Regions from separate parts of the Homo sapiens genome. Here region 1 is linked to region 2. A link is a contact called in ENCODE Hi-C data. All regions are on one chromosome and are shown on one strand. Each heading gives the region's core, a stretch centred on a gene start or an enhancer-like site at or near the end of the contact. The rest is flanking DNA. Distances are from core to core; before and after follow the strand shown. Region 1 has its middle 290 kb from the start of QKI. Region 2 overlaps ZDHHC14 (zDHHC palmitoyltransferase 14).

Region 1 (2,700 bases), core at 45-2,544, 6.1 Mb after region 2:
TTTAAAACGAGCTGGGAGAGTAGAGAGAGAAGTAAAAGCAGCCATTTGTGATGTGGGTGGCAGTTTTTAGAAAGTGTCTGTGGAGGGCTAGTGGCTTGGCATGAGGAAAGAGAGGCGTTCCTCAGTGTTGTCCACAGAACAGACACTCCTGTGACAGATGTGATCTTCAGGCAAAGTGGTGCTCGTGCACAGGCTTACGTTAGCACACCTGCTGGTGCAGAATGGTAGGAGAAATATTTCCCCAAAGGACAGAATGCGGATGGCTGGACAGAAACCACTGGGGGAAGGTTCCTGGGAGGAATTCCAGAATGTTTTCTCTGGCAAATAGGACAGAGGAGGCAGAAAAGCAAACCGGATCTCACTCCAAGTCTTTATGGACACAGATGGAAAGGAGAGCAGGAAGAAATCACAGGTCACACGGTGGGAGACACGGTGTAGCTGAGGGTAACCTAGTCGTGTTTAGGTGTGACAAATGACTTGCACTGTTTGCCAGACAACAGTGCCCCCCCATCCCCCACGGGGGTGTAATTCCACTAGTGACACTGATTCAGTTTCCAAAAGAAGCAAAACTCTTCTGCTATAAGATTCTTGATTTGTAAGAGTTTCCCCAGCTCAGTGCTTCCCCTTAGCTTTTTCCTTTTTCATCTCTAAGAGGTTATCACTTCTCAAAAACAAGAGTGCTTTGCCACTTCTCTAGTAGCAAGGTATGAAAACATGCTCTAAAATACTTACTTCCTCCAGCTGCACTGCTGCAGGCGGCCGCCTGAGGGATGGAGATGTTCTGGGCTCAGGGTGGACGGGCCTCTAGACAGAGCTATGGACCCTTCTCCAAAGCTGTGCACGAGGGACGTAGATTGGCATAAGATGCTACACAGAAAACCTGTCGTCTAGATTATTCACGTGGTGGAAAACCTCCATTGGGGCATATTACCATAGAAGGGAAAAGGGTCTGTTCTCTCCACCACAAGCAATGGAGAATGTCCCATATCAAAGATAAGTTTGCAGCCAAGGTGGCCTTCATTGGTAACAGGTTCCATAATTGGCAATGATAGGTATTTTCCTTGCCTCGAAACACAGTCAAGAGGGGAGAGTGTGAGAAGCCAGGGACTTAGGACAGGAGGTGAGGTGATGAGTCATTTTGGTTTCTCAGAGCTGACCTCTGTTGTATTTTTATTTGGGGGTTCAGTCTCTGGCTTGAGGGCTCTTCAGAAAGGAGAGCTTACTTTTGTCACGGAAGGAGGGATGGAGACCTCACCCTTTTGCATGGCCAGCTGGAGCCCCAGGTGTCGCGTGTCCAGCTCGTGGGTGGCATGATGTCATGTTTGTTGACCACGTTGGACCTCATTCTGTCCCGAGAACTTAACTGGGCTAGGAGTTGTGAAACCAGATTTCTTGTTATTTGCTTAGACTTGCTTTTTTTTTTTTTTCCCCATATCCACAAAATGAGAATCCTGGGCTTTTAGTATAATAAGGATTGAAAAATGATTATAAAATACAAGGCAAAAAGATCCATGCTATTTAAATGTTTACTATTATTTTGAGATTCATTTTATGTGCCATACTGCTTTACAAATAGTCTGTAATATTTTAATACAGCACTTTATCTTCGTAATCAAATCTTGAGAAGGCCCCCTATAGCTAATCTTTCTCAAAATCGGCTTAATTTATTAGTGGATAACTATACTTAGGCCTCTTTCTAGAACCTTATGAAGTTTGACATGCACTATTTTTAGACATTACGGGTTCTCTTACTGAGACGCTCCAAAGGGAACAGTGGGGGCAGATGTCCTCCAGGAACCTTGGCAATAAATCCCCCTGGGTGCATGACCTGGGGTCACCAAAACTGCCTGCTACCCAGCAGCAGCAGAAGGGAGACCCAGGTTGGCAGCTGGAGTGACTGACAGTGATTTCCTTTCTGTTCAGTGATGAGCCCACCATGAAGAAAGGGCACGAATCTGCTTCCTCTCTCCCTGTCCTGGGAACGGTGCCTGCCCGTGATGGTATCCTCAGGCCCCCCTCTCTGCGCCAGCAAGATGTCCCAGGGGACGTCTGTGCATTCAGCCAGGTGACCACTAGAATAAAATGTTCTCTAGGACCACCTAAGAGGTAACCCTATATTGGAGATACTGAGGAGAGAGGCCGGGGTGGCTGATAGGGTGGGGAGGCACCATCTGTCTGAGTGCACCCTCCCCTGAGACCCTCAGGGTGTCCTGGGGAGACCAGCAGGTTGGAAGTCCTACGCTTTGAAATTTTTAATTAAACAGGAACCTTTGAAGGAAGCTTTTGATTGTTAGTAACATCCTGACTTGCTCCCCCCATGTGACAGGCTCCCCTTTGTGTGTGGCCCCTCCTGAGTCCACATCCTTCATAAGGAGCGGCTTTACCTCCCTTCCTGTAGGAGAGGAAGCCAGGGCTGTGGCCCAGGGAGGGAGGGGAGGCAGCCACTTCTCTCTTCAGTGCAGTTCATTCCAGTTTGGCTCTGACTGTGGCCAAGCAGGGAAGGGGTGCAGGATGGAAGGCAGCAGCGTGTACTTAGGCAGCTCAGTCAATGGAGCCCCCACGTCTCATCCCCTGCCAACCCTGGGCTCTTCCTGGCTGGATCTGGGCAGCCCAGGGCAGAACCTAGAGTCCAGGGCCACTGGTTCTCCTTGCCAGGTCCCAGGACCCAGTCCTGTTGAAATAACAGAGTTGATGGGAATG
Region 2 (2,742 bases), core at 93-2,592:
CAGCAGGTGCCCGGCTGAAGACCACTTATCCCAGAGAGATGGCCAACCACCACGTCCTCGTGAATCACCTTTGCAATCTGCTTCTGTAAACGCCACGTTGTTAGAACGTCTTAAAATATTGATATCAAAGATATCTAATGGCTTATAAAAGTTATCCTTATACAATTTCAATGAAAATATGCAAAATACAAAATTGGATGTACATTGGGATCTTAATATATATAGGAATTATAAGGAAATATAAACAAGTTTTTTTTTGTGATTGGACTGGCAAGTAATTTTAGTTTTTTTCTCTGTACGTTTCTGATATTCCCTATGATGAGCATGTGTTACCTTTATAATTAGAAGAAAAAAAATCAGTAAATGTCATTACATAAACTCTAGCATTAATAGATATGCATTCAGCAAACATTTATTAAGCAGTACTTCTTACTCATTGCCTTGGCCTTGGCAAATCACGAATTCTCTCTAGGGGCTTTGTGTTTTCATCTGGATAATGGGATCCCACGGCCTTGCCTGACTCACAGAAGCATTATGAGGAACGGATGCATTAACCTGAAGAAGCTGTGAAAATAGCAGATTGCTTATCCAAGCACAACATTATGAGGCGTGGCGTGTCTAATCACGAACCCACTAGAACATGAGAAAGAAGAAATTGAACAAGACTGTAATGAGTTGTTTGGAATGGAAGCCCATAAGAAACTAAAACCAAAAAATAGTCAGCATTTAAATGCAGAGTGCAGAAGGACATTTCGGGGAGCCCAGGTCCTCAGAGCGTGGGGGTGTTAGCTGCCCTGTGCAAGGCGGTCCTTTATTGGAAATCGCCTCAGAGAGCATTGCTGAGTGTGGCTTCTTGCAACTACACCTGAGAACGACATTCACTCTGCTTCATTGAAAACAATCTATCCCGTGTGTGGAAGAAGCATGCCTTGCTGGGGTCAGGGCCAGGGACAAAGCTCAGAGGCCATGCTGAGTTTTCATCAAACACCTGCTGAGCAGCTGGCACGTGCCAGGACACGGTCTAGGCTGAAGGCTGCCATCGTAGTGCAGAATAGAATCCCGTGGAGGTTGGAAATGTTTACCTGCTTGCTTTTTTTCTTACCGTGTGTATTATTTTCAGTAATAAAATGTATACATATACAAGTGAGCACCTTCCCCTGGAAATTCTGACTCAGCAGGTAGAGTGTCCGACGGGCGCGCATGTGAGACCTGCTGTCCCGGCGCTCAGATACACATGGGGGACAAAAATGACAAAGCAGCCACCCTCAGTTTATAATTAGGAAACAGAAACTATACACGCACACCTGGCACAGAGCAGGTGCTCTCACCCAGACCTCTTGAATTGTTGAGTTGAATTTATTTATTTATTTGAGATGGAGTTTCACTGTTGTCACCCAGCCTGGAGTGCAGTGGCGTGATCATGGCTCACTTTAACCTCCACCTCCTGGTTTCAAGTGATTCTGCCTCCACCTCCCAAGTAGCTGGGATTATAGGTGTGCACCACCACACCCGGCTATTTTTTGTATTTTTTGTAGATAAGTGGGGTTTTCACCATGTTGGCCTCCCAAAGTGCTGGGATTACAGGTGTGAGCCACTGTGCTGGGCCCTGAATTTAAAAGTTAAACGCAGAATACATAGATGTTCTCAGAGGGTTAGATACTTTTTTTCCCTTAGTATCTGAGGTTTTTGTGGGTTCAGTGAGAAACCTGGGTGTTTATAACATATAAACAAAATGATTTCAGTTCCTCAACTCACACAGCTTTTCACAGGGAAGGGGCAGAAGATGCAGCTTGAAGGTATCCAGAAAACATGTGTGGGGCAGTCAGACGGAGCAGCTGCAGCCTGGGGGCGTAGGGGCTGTGGGGACCTGCAGTAGCCTGGTTGGCAACCATGAGAAGAGAGAGGAAGGGCCTATAAGTCAGTCCATCTGTGACCACAACACCCACAGCCCTGGGCAATGAAGGGCAGAAGTGGGGACCAGGGATGCCCAACTGGGGTTTAGCCGTGAGAACAGCTGGTGCAGCCTCAGAGAAGGCGCTGCAGAAGCTCCCAGGGTGGACGCTGGGACTCCTGGGCCAGAAGCTCTGTGAGCGTGGCGAGGGGTCTCTGCCTTGTTCCGCTGTCCCTGGCTGGCCCCTCATTTTCTGTTGGTGGGGCCAGGGCTGCTGCTGGGCTCTCCATGCGATTCTCTAGGCAGATTTGGGGTGGGGGCTCCCGAGAGGGTCTGTGAAGACTACCACTTCTCCAGGTACAGAGAGGGAGGGGACCCTAAGCTGCTGCCTCTCGCTGAGGTCAGCAGACACTCGATGAGCCACCTGAGCAGCTCATTCGCAGGCAGGTTCCAGGCCCAGTCCTGAGCTCACCACCCAGAGTCTGTTGGAGACAGGACCTGGGAATCTGCATCTAGCACAGTAATGTTTGAGAGTCACTGACTTAAAATATCCTCACATATATAGGGAGCGTTTTATGTGTGTGAAGTGTAGTGCTGTGGAGAGGGGCAGCCTCCTCAGAAAATGGAGGTTGTGTCAGCTAGGAAGCTGCTCAGGACAACGGTTCCCTCCCGCCTCCCACCGCCCCCCAAGCACCCACTGTGCCCAGGTCAAGGAAGAACCTAGAACTCCCCAACCCCACCCCTGCCCTGCAAGAGCTGTGCATTCCTGACAAGAGGCTGCCCAGGAGGTGAAAGGGAGCAAGGCGGCATGGAGGCTGGGGCCATGTGGATGTAGGGTTCATGGTCTTCCT

The links. A loop is a pair of places that touch in the nucleus more often than their neighbours do. Pooled maps may share reads with other maps.
Region 1: a loop to region 2 is called in a map with no recorded cell type, with 12 times the contacts of the local background. The contact joins two enhancer-like sites. A Hi-C loop is called at or near these places in 2 of 37 single-sample maps with no recorded cell type and 1 of 50 pooled maps.

Annotation. Positions count from the first base shown.
Region 1 is chr6:163,707,437-163,710,136 of GRCh38, forward strand. No RefSeq gene overlaps it. Among named protein-coding and RNA genes, the nearest start is that of QKI, 290 kb to the left of the region's middle. RefSeq lists an enhancer at 898-1,017. Within about 2 kb of position 1,295, at least 7 of the 41 ENCODE cell types and tissues checked have a DNase peak (open chromatin) inside an H3K27ac peak, as active enhancers do.
Region 2 is chr6:157,560,309-157,563,050 of GRCh38, forward strand. All of the region lies in intron 2 of ZDHHC14 (zDHHC palmitoyltransferase 14), which reads left to right. Among named protein-coding and RNA genes, the nearest start is that of MIR3692, 33 kb to the left of the region's middle. RefSeq lists enhancers at 1,100-1,229, 1,507-2,480, 1,590-1,669, 1,790-1,869. Within about 2 kb of position 1,343, at least 6 of the 41 ENCODE cell types and tissues checked have a DNase peak (open chromatin) inside an H3K27ac peak, as active enhancers do.